Linked DNA regions of Homo sapiens: all the other regions are linked to region 1. A link is a contact called in ENCODE Hi-C data. All regions are on one chromosome and are shown on one strand. Each heading gives the region's core, a stretch centred on a gene start or an enhancer-like site at or near the end of the contact. The rest is flanking DNA. Distances are from core to core; before and after follow the strand shown. Region 1 holds the start of EPYC (epiphycan). Region 2 overlaps LINC01619 (long intergenic non-protein coding RNA 1619). Region 3 overlaps LOC107984543 (a long non-coding RNA gene). Region 4 holds the start of DUSP6 (dual specificity phosphatase 6).

Evidence for each region. A loop is a pair of places that touch in the nucleus more often than their neighbours do. Pooled maps may share reads with other maps.
Region 2: a pooled map shows a loop between it and region 1 (4-fold over the local background). The contact joins the enhancer-like site here to the promoter of EPYC in region 1. A Hi-C loop is called at or near these places in 3 of 37 single-sample maps with no recorded cell type and 4 of 50 pooled maps.
Region 3: a map with no recorded cell type shows a loop between it and region 1 (5-fold over the local background). The contact joins the enhancer-like site here to the promoter of EPYC in region 1. A Hi-C loop is called at or near these places in 2 of 37 single-sample maps with no recorded cell type and 2 of 50 pooled maps.
Region 4: a loop to region 1 is called in a map with no recorded cell type, with 9 times the contacts of the local background. The contact joins the promoter of DUSP6 here to the promoter of EPYC in region 1. A Hi-C loop is called at or near these places in 6 of 37 single-sample maps with no recorded cell type and 4 of 50 pooled maps.

The regions. Positions count from the first base shown.
Region 1 is chr12:91,003,589-91,006,288 of GRCh38, reverse strand. It overlaps EPYC (epiphycan), which reads left to right and starts at 1,317. Exons shown (of 7, transcript NM_004950.5): 1 at 1,317-1,342.
Region 2 is chr12:92,033,569-92,036,268 of GRCh38, reverse strand. The region is part of intron 1 of LINC01619 (long intergenic non-protein coding RNA 1619); the gene reads left to right. Among named protein-coding and RNA genes, the nearest start is that of LINC01619, 110 kb to the left of the region's middle. RefSeq lists enhancers at 969-1,278, 1,002-1,296. Within about 2 kb of position 1,253, at least 27 of the 41 ENCODE cell types and tissues checked have a DNase peak (open chromatin) inside an H3K27ac peak, as active enhancers do.
Region 3 is chr12:89,755,551-89,758,250 of GRCh38, reverse strand. All of the region lies in intron 2 of LOC107984543 (a long non-coding RNA gene), which reads right to left. Among named protein-coding and RNA genes, the nearest start is that of ATP2B1-AS1, 48 kb to the right of the region's middle. Within about 2 kb of position 1,395, at least 7 of the 41 ENCODE cell types and tissues checked have a DNase peak (open chromatin) inside an H3K27ac peak, as active enhancers do.
Region 4 is chr12:89,351,133-89,353,832 of GRCh38, reverse strand. It overlaps DUSP6 (dual specificity phosphatase 6), which reads left to right and starts at 1,332. Exons shown (of 3, transcript NM_001946.4): 1 at 1,332-2,193. The coding sequence starts at 1,794. All of the region lies in intron 9 of POC1B-DUSP6 (POC1B-DUSP6 readthrough), which reads left to right. RefSeq lists a silencer at 77-386 and an enhancer at 2,206-2,700.

The DNA of each region.
Region 1 (2,700 bases), core at 68-2,567:
TTCCAGCACTGCTTCTAAAAGTGGCCTTTATATGGTGGGGTGAGACTTCACAGATGCCAGAAATAAGTTCCTGTCTCCAAGATGGCCTCTCTATTTTTTGAGAGGTCTTGGTAGACTTCATACATTACCCATTATCACTGTTTCTGCTCCAAATAAAATTGTTTTTGAGAAAAACAATGCATACTAAGAACAAATCATTTGGAAACAGGGTTGGATGATGGGGATGACAAATAAGAATGCCCTGAATAGATGGGCAAAGACATTTTGAGGGCAGGGAAGATGGGAGCAGAGGCAGGAAGGGGAGTGAGAGAACCTTAAAGACAAACCTTCTTCTCTCCCATCACTTGGCCCAGGAGTAATACCGCTTTCAAAATTCAATACATCTATTCACTTGCAGACATGAAGGAAAAGATTCCTGAAGCATAAGTGAGAACCAAATTCCTAGATTTATCTAAAGCATACCAGAATACAAGATGCAACTTTCACCTTTCTCTAGGACTTATACAATGTAAAATTGAGGTATGGAAATTTAAAGCATATTTTTTCTCTTCATATTTGTATTAAAGTTCAATTTTACAAACCATGGAAGTTAACAAGAGCTTAAAATAAAGCTCCTATTCTAAGGAAAAAATGTGTAATTTGATTTATTTGTCTATGATAGATACAATAACTTTTTTTAAAAAAAGCCCCTTTTCTCCCCAAAACACGCAGATCATATTTATGCATCACTTCTGGATGTAATTTTTTTAAAGTTATGCAAAAGGTTCATTTTTCCCTGTTTTGCTATCAAAGCATTCCATGCAATCAAAATAATTGGGATATCTTTTTTTACTTACCCAATATTAAACAGGTAAGGTTTCTGCAACATTTACCAAATTTCACTTAACATTAATGAAAAGTGAAGAAAGCAATTCAAGACTTCAAGTTTTGGGAAAATTATTTCTTATTAGAACTAAAATATCCATCTATAGTATCACTGTATACATGAACTTCATTTCTTAATTGGTGAGTTTGTTACAGATGAGGTATGTTAAATCCAACTTTTTCCATTTAAAAATTTTAAGGTGATACTTTGGCAATTATAACTCCATTAACATAATTTCAAGAACTTTGTATACTATGTGATTTGGATCCTACTGCTTAGTTTGGGTGACTATAAAATAATTTGAGGTTTTTTAAAGACTGAGAAGTATTTCTCAATATTAGGTTTTGCAAACAGAAAGTTGAGTGTTATAAATTCCACCTCCCACAGACCAGAATTCACAGCCATTGGTCAGGGGCAAATACCACTAGCTCTGCATCCTCAGTCACTTTGTGCCATTTCATCAGGTCAGAGCCAAAGGTAAGTTTTTATACTTGCTTTCTTCTTGGGTCAGAGTTCTTTCCCTACTATAACAACCTTTAAAAAATAATTTAACTTGCCTTAATGTCATCTGGTGAATTTTGATTCAATGGATTTGGTTTATTTTTGTTATTGACTTTGTATTTATATTATTCTTGGAAAATCCAAAATTTTGAATTAGCTTAGGAATTAATAACATACAGCAAATAGTTAATCTCAGTAGTCATGACAGATGCCAATAAAATTAGAGTAGTTTCCAATATATGCCTTAAGTAAAGTTTCCTGACACAGACCACATTCTTTGCCAGTATAGACAGGCACTATTGATTGATATTAATTGAAATTTTGTGAAAAGGGAGGAAATAGTGAAATTTCCTGAGATTAAAAGTATTGTAATGATTACATGACATTATGCATTTAAAATTTTTTTGAGCTATATATTGAAAGTTTTAAATACACAAATTTTAAAATATTAATAAATGGTATAAAGTGAACACAAAATTAAAGTGTTAATTAAGAAACTACATTAAATGCTAATACAATTACTTGAAGAAAGGAATATAAATTTTTTAACTAAACATAGATAGATGCTGTATATATTTTTAAGATTCACACAGCCTGCCTTATAGTTGATAGCTCTAGGAGTGATGCAAAATGCAAGCAAATTCTGAGATGTAGCTATATGTAATCAAATATAGTATGATGTGAGAAAAAAGGCCAGCAAGTGTATAATTTCTTTGAATAATGGAAGTTGCCAGAAACATATAAGGAAAAATTTTTTTTAAGTTGGTAGTGGCTTCTGTTAATGTTTCCAACTTGATTATGGGAGAATGGTTCCTGGAAGATTTGCAAACCCACTGTTTTATTAAGTAGGACTTTGTTGGTAATTGCCTAGAACAGTTCCAAATCTGCAATCCTGCAAAGACTTCTGCAAAGGCAACTGAAATAGAGGCTTAGTTTATCCTGTGTGAATAAGAAATTTATTTGAAGAAAGCATAGGAGAGCTAAGAAGGAGCTCCTTGTACTGCTTCTTATTCTCAGAGGAATTTCATATCCTTCTGCCTAAACCTGCTTCATAAAGGCTTTCTTTCAAGTAACTGAAGGTCATTTTGTCTGCCAGTGCATTCAAGTTTAAAAGTAATATTTATCATGAATTCCCTTTTATATGTATGCATAGGTAGTAACACCACAGGTACTGTTCTTAAAGTAAACCCAAGAAGTGTGTCCAAATGTAAAAGCCTCTAAAATTAGACATGCTTGATACAGAATTTTACAATACTTTGCCTGCTCAATAAGGGATCACTAGGTAACATTTTGGTAAGACTAACTTAAATGTTTCAAATTAAATGTGAAGATTT
Region 2 (2,700 bases), core at 4-2,503, 1.0 Mb before region 1:
CTGATTGAATTTGCCATCGTGAGGTCTTCTGGGCCAGTAAACGATTTCCCTTATTTTTCTGCACAGAAACAAGGATGAGGGCGAGTTGTCAGTGTAAGCATTTGTATGTCATAAGTTGTCAGACATCATGCATTTGGTGGATGATTTGCTAGGTCATCTCAGAGAGATCATTTAATCTTCTTGTGTTTTAGTTGTTTACATCTGTGAAAGCATAATTACACATATGGGGCTTCCAAGGAAAGTTTTATTAGTGAAAATATGTAAGGTGTATTAATTTGAGGGGCTTTTGCAAAAGAGCTTTGCATCACTTTTTGCTAGACAAAGTGTCATCTTGAGGCGGTATAGAAATTCGATGGCAAGATAGTCTGAGAAAAAGTGCTTGCCAAGGAAATATCAGATCTGAAGGAAGGGAGGGGTCATTCCTGGTATTCCATGCATTTGGAGGTGACTTCTGACAGGGCTTGTTGGTACAGTATTTTCTCTGAGAGAAAAACTGAAATCATAAGAACACCATTTGGGAGCCCAAATTCAATGTATCCACAATTAAAAAAGACAAATTCTTATATGCTCAGCTTCAGATTATGAATTACCAATAACATCTTGATGGTTTTGTTCTTTTGCTTTGAGGGGACTTTGGTGCTGAAAACACTCAAAACTCTGCTTTTCACAGGCAGCACGTAAACAACAGCAAACCTGGAAGATGTTAGTCCTTCAAGATGTGCAGGTTAGCACACTCTGGTTTCATTGTACTCTCTTATGATCCAGTAGCCTCAGATCCCCCAGACCAGGTATACTTTTATAAATACATACAGAACCAATCAATATTTATTTTTGGGTCACTAAAACTATTCTAGCAAATTCCTTAATAAGGTCTCTAGATGAAAATACATCTGAAACCAAAGAATAGTTTTGCTTTCACAACTTCCAGTTCCGATATTTTAAAACACTGATTTAAACCTTTTCATATGTAACAAGTGAGACTCGGGGGGGAACCCTGTATTTCACCTTGCTGCTTACCCACTCTCTTTCTCCTCCTTCCTCCACCCCCTTGAAACTGCAAGCATGAATTCTGTTGCTTTCATCTGTGTGAATTTCCCGTTGGCAGTGCCCCAACTCTCGGAATCATTCTGTTTCCCCCAAGGGAATCAGCAGATGTTCCTTGTGTGATTGATGTACCGTGTGCTGTTCGGCTTTGCCTGGGCTTGTCCACGTGTCCTCCAAAAATGTAAACAGAGGCGCTGCAACTGTGCCTCAAAGTGGCAGGCAGGGCGGCAAGTCGGTAACAAAACCAAACAAATGCAGGAAATGTTGCTCCTTCCTGCAGTATGTGCAGGAGGGTGGCTCTCTCATGATACAGTTCTAGCTGTAGTATCTGAACAAGGTGGGTTCTATGGTGTAAAAAGTCACTTGTTAAGTGCTGTGACAATTTGTCAATCTGTGTTACTTCACACTGAAAAAATTCCCAGCAATGTCATTTCTGCCAGTATCACGGGAAATAGTTATGTAGTTAAAGTTTTAAAAGCTAAGTTCACTGCATATTGTTTATAATAGTTCAAAAGTGGGATGGAATTAAATGTGTAACAAGAATTTGGTTAAAAAAATCATGATATGTGTCTGTTTATATCTCTTCCAGATATATCTATTTTTACCATTTAAAATGAGGGTGTAAAACAGTGGCCTTAAAAATTTTTGATTGTGGGCACCCTTGGGGAGCTCAATAAAAGCTGTGAACCATCTCCCTAGAAAAATCTCCATATGCTCAACATTTTCATGTAATATAAAGAGATTTAAACAGGAACCTGTCTATCACTCAAAGGTTAAGAACTCCTAGTATTAAGAATTTAGTAGAAATAATATTTAATAATTTAGATATATGGAGTAGTGGAACAAGCAAGTTATAAAAGTATGATTCAGCCAGGTGCAATGGTTCATACCTGTAATCCCAGCACTTTGGTTGGCCAAGGCGAGAGGATCACTTGAGCCCAGGAGTTTGATAACAGCCTGGGCAGACTCTGTCTCTACTAAAAAAAAAGAACTAGGTGTGGTGGCAGCATGCACCTGTAGTCCCACATACTCTGGAGGCTGAAGTGGGAGGATTGCTTGAGCCCAGAAGTTCAAGGCTGCAGGAAGCCACTGCACTCCAGTCTGAGAAACAGAGCCAGCCCCGTGCCTCAAAAAAAATAAATAAATAAAAATAAAAAAAAGACTATGATCACATTTTTGTAAAAATAACCCCACCATATATAGTTAAAAAAAAGGGGTGGGGGCTTTGAAAAGCTGAACATTTAGATGCTAATGATGGCTTCTCTGGGGATGATAAGTTTTCTCTGCAAGTCTTCTTTTCTCTTTCCCTTCCTCCCTCCCTCCTTTCTTCTTCTCTTTCTTCATTCATGTCTCCCTCTCTCCCTTCTTCTCCTTGTTTTCCCTTATTTGTATCTTCTAACTTTTCTACAATTAAACAAAAACTACCTTTATGAAAAGAAATATGTCATGTAAGTTTGTTTTAATTAAACAAAAATGCTGTAATCAGCTTTGGCAAGTATGTTAGAACATCTGGGGACATTTCCAGCACCCCTCTTCATTCACCGCATGGTGAAACACTAGGAAGAAGTCACATTAGAATGAAGGGACACTATTTCTGAGTGAGACATGGTTAGGGCCATATAAAAAGAAAGCAGTTAGATAGATATATTTTCAACA
Region 3 (2,700 bases), core at 146-2,645, 1.2 Mb after region 1:
TAGTGTGAGATGATATCTCATTGTGGTTTTGGTTTACATTTCTTCTGATTAATGATGTGGAGCACTTTTTCATGTTTGTTGACCAATTGTGTGTCTTCTTTTGGGAAGCGTCCATTCTGTCTTTTGACCCCTTTTTAATGTGGTTATTTGTTTTTGGCTTACTGAGTTATTTAAATTTCTTATAGATACTAGATATTAGACCTTTGTTGGATGCAGAGTTTGCAAATATTTTCTCTCATTCTGTGAGTTGTCTGTTTACTCTGTTTATAGTTTTTATTTTGTTTTTGTTTTGCTGTACAGAAACTCTTTAGTTTAATTAGGTCTCATTTGTCCATTTTTGTTTATGCTGCAATTGCTTAATCATAAATTTTTTCCCAAGGTCAGTGGCCAGAATAGTGTTTCCTATGTTTTCTTCTAGGATTCTAATAGTTTGAGGTCTTACATTTAAAGCTTTAATCAACCTTGAATTAATTTTTGTATATGGTGAAAGGTAGGTATCCAGTTTTATTCCTTTGCATATTGCTAGCTAGCTATCCCAGCACCATTTATTGAATAGGAAGTCCTTTCCTCATTGCTTATTTTGGACAGTTTTGTCCAAGATCAGATGGTTGTAGGTGTGTGACTTTATTTATGGGTTCTCTAGAATGCTCTTATTCTTAAGGGATGCAGGTTAAACATACTTGGATGTGACAGAATTCCTGCAATTTACTTTTTAAAAAGTCACTAAAAAACTCCCGTGTGTGTTTGTGTGTATGTGTATGTGTGTGTTTGTAAGGACATAAATCAAATGTGGCACAATAATCAGTTAGTGAAATAGGTTAAAAGTATGCTGTGTTCATTGTACTGTACTATTCTAACATTTTTGTAAGTTTTTAAATGATCAGTGAAAGTTGGGTGGCAGGGAATATTGAGAAATTGTTGGCATTGAAGTCAGAGAACCTGGAAGTTGAATTCATGTTTTTATCTTGGGCAAGCCACTCCCGACTTCCGAGTATGAAAGGGATAACCTCACTGACCTATTCCTTAAGACTGCTGTGAGGATAACAATCTAGGCCCAGGGGTATTTGTAAACTAAAAATCACTGCAGGGTTCTCAATCTGGAGTCCAAGGACAGAAGACAGATTCCATGAACTTGGATGGGAATCTCACTACCCTCTAACTGCAATTTAACATTTCCTTCAATTACACACATTAGCATAAGTTAACATGTCATCTATTTGTTCATAGTAACAGCTCAATATTGTTAGCTGTTATGATTACAGTTAATTTTCTTAAGTTGCACAAGTGACAGTCATGAAAAACATGAGTCAGCAACAGAGCTCTTACAATCTTACATCCTCTTTTTTCTTCCACATCTAAAGGACACGCCTACTCTGAGCCAATACTATGTGAAAGATACTATACCGTTGACTCATATTTTCCATGGCCCTCACTTGTGCAACTTAAAAAACCAAATTGTAATAACAGAGTTTACTCAATGTGTTCAAAACTGAACTCCTGATCTTCCCCCTAAAAAAACTGCTCACTCAAAGCCTCTCCCATGATGTCATTCCAACAGTCCAGGTGCTCAAGTCAAAAACTTTAGAGTCATCCTTGACTTTTCTTTTTTCCACCCTACCTCTAATCCTTTAGGAAATTCTGTTGGCGCTACCTTTAAAATATGTAAAAATCTGACCATTTCCCACCACGAATACTGCTACTGCTCTAGTCCAAGCCACCACCATCTTTCACCCAAAGACTAATACAACAGCCTCCTAAGCAGGTACCCTGCTTCTTCACTTGAGTCTATTCTCTCTGTAAATAATTATCCTTTTAAAATATGTCACATCATCCGTTCTCCTTTTTAAAACTTTGCAATGGTTCCCATTTCTCTCAGAGTAGAAACCAAAGTCCTTCCAACGATCTCAAGAACCCATATGATCTGACTTCCCTTTACCACTGTAACCTCAACTCCTACCTATCTCTCTCTGCCCCCACCCTGTCCCAGCCACACTGGCCTCCTTGACATCCCTAGAACGTGCCAGGCATGCTCCTACCTAAGGATTTTTGCACTGGATGTTCTCACTGCTTTGGAACCCAGATATTTATGTAGCTAATTCCATCATCTCCATGTCTTTGATCAAAGAGTAAGAGGCCTACTCTGACAATTCTTTTTAAAACAGCAACTAACCTAGAGATGCCTAATCCCCCTACCTTTCCTCTAGCACTTATGACCTTCTAATGTATAAATAATATAATATGTAGTGTCTATTGCCCCGTGCTAGATTATGAGCTCCATAGAGGGCAAAGGTCTTTTTTTGTTTCCTCATGTTTTTTTAAATTATTTATTCATTTATCTATTTTGTTATTGTTTTGTTTTCAATTTTTATTGTGCTTAAATATACATAATATAAGATATACTATCTTAACTATTTTTAATGTACAGTTCAATGGTATTAAGAACAGTTATGGCTGGGTGCGGTGGCTCATGCCTGTAATCCTAGCACTTTGGGAGGCCGAGGTAGGAGGATCACTTGAGGTCAGGAGATTGAAACCAGCCTGCTAACATGGTGAAACCCCATCTCTACTAAAAATACAAAAAAAAAAAAAAAAAGAGCCAGGTGTGGTGGCAGGTGCCTGTAATCACAGCTACTCAGGAGGCTAGGGTACAAGAATCGCTTGAACCCAGGAGGCAGAGGTTGCAGTGAGCCGAGATCGAGA
Region 4 (2,700 bases), core at 83-2,582, 1.7 Mb after region 1:
TCCCCCCACCCTCCCCAGATCTCTATGGACCCGGGAGTCCCTCGCTGAGCCCCGCACCCGTCCACTGCGTCGCGCACAGCCCCGTGCCCAAGCGGGGAGACGGGGACGGCGGGGCGGTGGCAGGGAGCGCAGCGCGCAGGCGCGGCTGGTGCTCCCCGGAGTGCCCGGCGCTGGACAAAGGGAGGAGGCGGCGGCAGGAGAGGGCTGGGGAGGCCCCCTCTGACATGCCTCCCTGCCAACTGTAACCAATCGTCGAGCCCCCCTGCCGAGCCCCCGCAGCCTGCAGGTCTTGCGGGAGGACTTCCTCACGCCTCGCCCATGGCGGGGACTGCTGGCCCGGCCCGGCGCGTCCCAGCACACCTCGCTCAGGCAGCCCCGCCAGACCGGCTCCCCCGTCAGAAGCCGAGCTCCTTGCCCAGAAATCATTAACCAGCGCGACCTCCCAGCAGGCGATGGTGGTGGTGGGGCGGGGGGAGAGATATAGATTCCCCCGAACAATGGCTTGTAACTCCCCACGCCGCCGGAGCGGAATACAGTAAAAGCACTGGACTGACCTAAGAGTTTGTTTCTGCACTCTACATTGTTTTAATGAAAATAAAATGTTATTTTAAGAAAAAAGGTTTTCTTCTGATTTTCTGCACAACCAGACGTTTGTTTGTTTGCTTTAAAATGTTTCAACAAAATCCTGGTTTGTTTCGAAATATGTTGGATTAGCATTTAACACCTCATCGGTCACTAAAGCCCAGTCAGTTCACCAGCCCCAACACAGCCTCGGCTAAAAGAACATCAGAGCAAACAGAGCTGGGCCTTTAAAAGTGGCAAACAAATGCCACACACCGCCTAAAGAAGGGGGGTTGGGGGAGGGGAGGGTTAAGGCGAACTTGGGTCCAAATGAGTTTGAAGGGAATACAAAGAACGAAAAGTCAGCACAAGTTTTCCTAAAGCTAGCTCGCGAACGCAAGCGTCGCGAACAAGGGCTTTTGTGCATGCTAATTGCGCCATTGGTGCGCAAAAGTTCCGACGCGAAGTGTGAACTCTCAACAGAAGGAAACATGAGACAACTGAAGTGCCCTGGTTTATGTGCCCTGCTCCTCCTCCGCTGCCGCCTCCCCTTCTTTCTCCTTCCTCCCGCCGAGCCCGCTGTTGCAGCTTGTTTGCACTGGGGCTTATCCGGAGCGGAAATTCCTTTCCGTTTTTGTGAATGACAAACTCATTAACAATTCATCAACACAACCTGTTCCAGCCGGCCCGTCCCCACGGCAACAGCCCCTTCCGCAGCACGCTCATTGGCTGGCCCGGAGAATGTATCCATTGAGACGCTCGCTGTTTGTATCCATTGAGGAGCTGCCTCGCGCAGGGGGTGTGCGAGGCTGAGTCCAAGAGATAGCAAATCGAGTCTTAAATAATCCGGGGAGAAAGACGCCCGGGTAGATTTGAGGTGCAGCCTTGGAGGGAGGGATTAGAAGCCGCTAGACTTTTTTTCCTCCCCTCTCAGTAGCACGGAGTCCGAATTAATTGGATTTCATTCACTGGGGAGGAACAAAAACTATCTGGGCAGCTTCATTGAGAGAGATTCATTGACACTAAGAGCCAGCGGCTGCAGCTGGGTGCAGAGAGAACCTCCGGCTTTACTTCTGTCTCGTCTGCCCCAACCGCTAGCCTCGGCTTGGGTAAGGCGAGGCGGAATTAAACCCCGCTCCGAGAGCGGCAGCTTCGCGCGCGGTGCGCTCGGCCTATGCCTGCCCCGAGGGGCGTCTGGTAGGCACCCCGCCCTCTCCCGCAGCTCGACCCCCATGATAGATACGCTCAGACCCGTGCCCTTCGCGTCGGAAATGGCGATCAGCAAGACGGTGGCGTGGCTCAACGAGCAGCTGGAGCTGGGCAACGAGCGGCTGCTGCTGATGGACTGCCGGCCGCAGGAGCTATACGAGTCGTCGCACATCGAGTCGGCCATCAACGTGGCCATCCCGGGCATCATGCTGCGGCGCCTGCAGAAGGGTAACCTGCCGGTGCGCGCGCTCTTCACGCGCGGCGAGGACCGGGACCGCTTCACCCGGCGCTGTGGCACCGACACAGTGGTGCTCTACGACGAGAGCAGCAGCGACTGGAACGAGAATACGGGCGGCGAGTCGGTGCTCGGGCTGCTGCTCAAGAAGCTCAAGGACGAGGGCTGCCGGGCGTTCTACCTGGAAGGTACGCGCCCAGGGAACTCCGCGCGCGGGGCAGGGCTAGGGGCGCAGGGCTGCGGGCGGGGCGCGTGGATTGAAAATACCTCTGCTCCGCTCAGCTGGAGCTTCGGAGCCGCGCTGCCCGCCTAGGGACCGGCAGCCGGCGAGGTAGGGGCCGCGAACCGCGCGTTCCGCACCAGAGAACCGGGCCGGCTCAGAATCCACTCGCTTCCGGCTGCGGGTACCGGCGGTTTCTTTCTAACGGGTTCTGCGCCTTCTTAGCCAGAACATCCTCCACCATCACCCTGTTTTCTATCGTTCGATTTTGAATTAAGATTTGCAGGACGGGAGAGATTGTTGGGGATGCAAATTGGCACATCTTAGCTCTCAAAATATTCCAAAAAGTTGCCATTTTGTCTATTTCCGGATTCAAGCGAATAAGGGTTCCCTGGCGAGGCGGGCCCGTTCGTTCCATTCCCGATGGTGCACATTTAAAGTGTGTTTCTCTTATAGATGGTTCTGTATGTAGGGG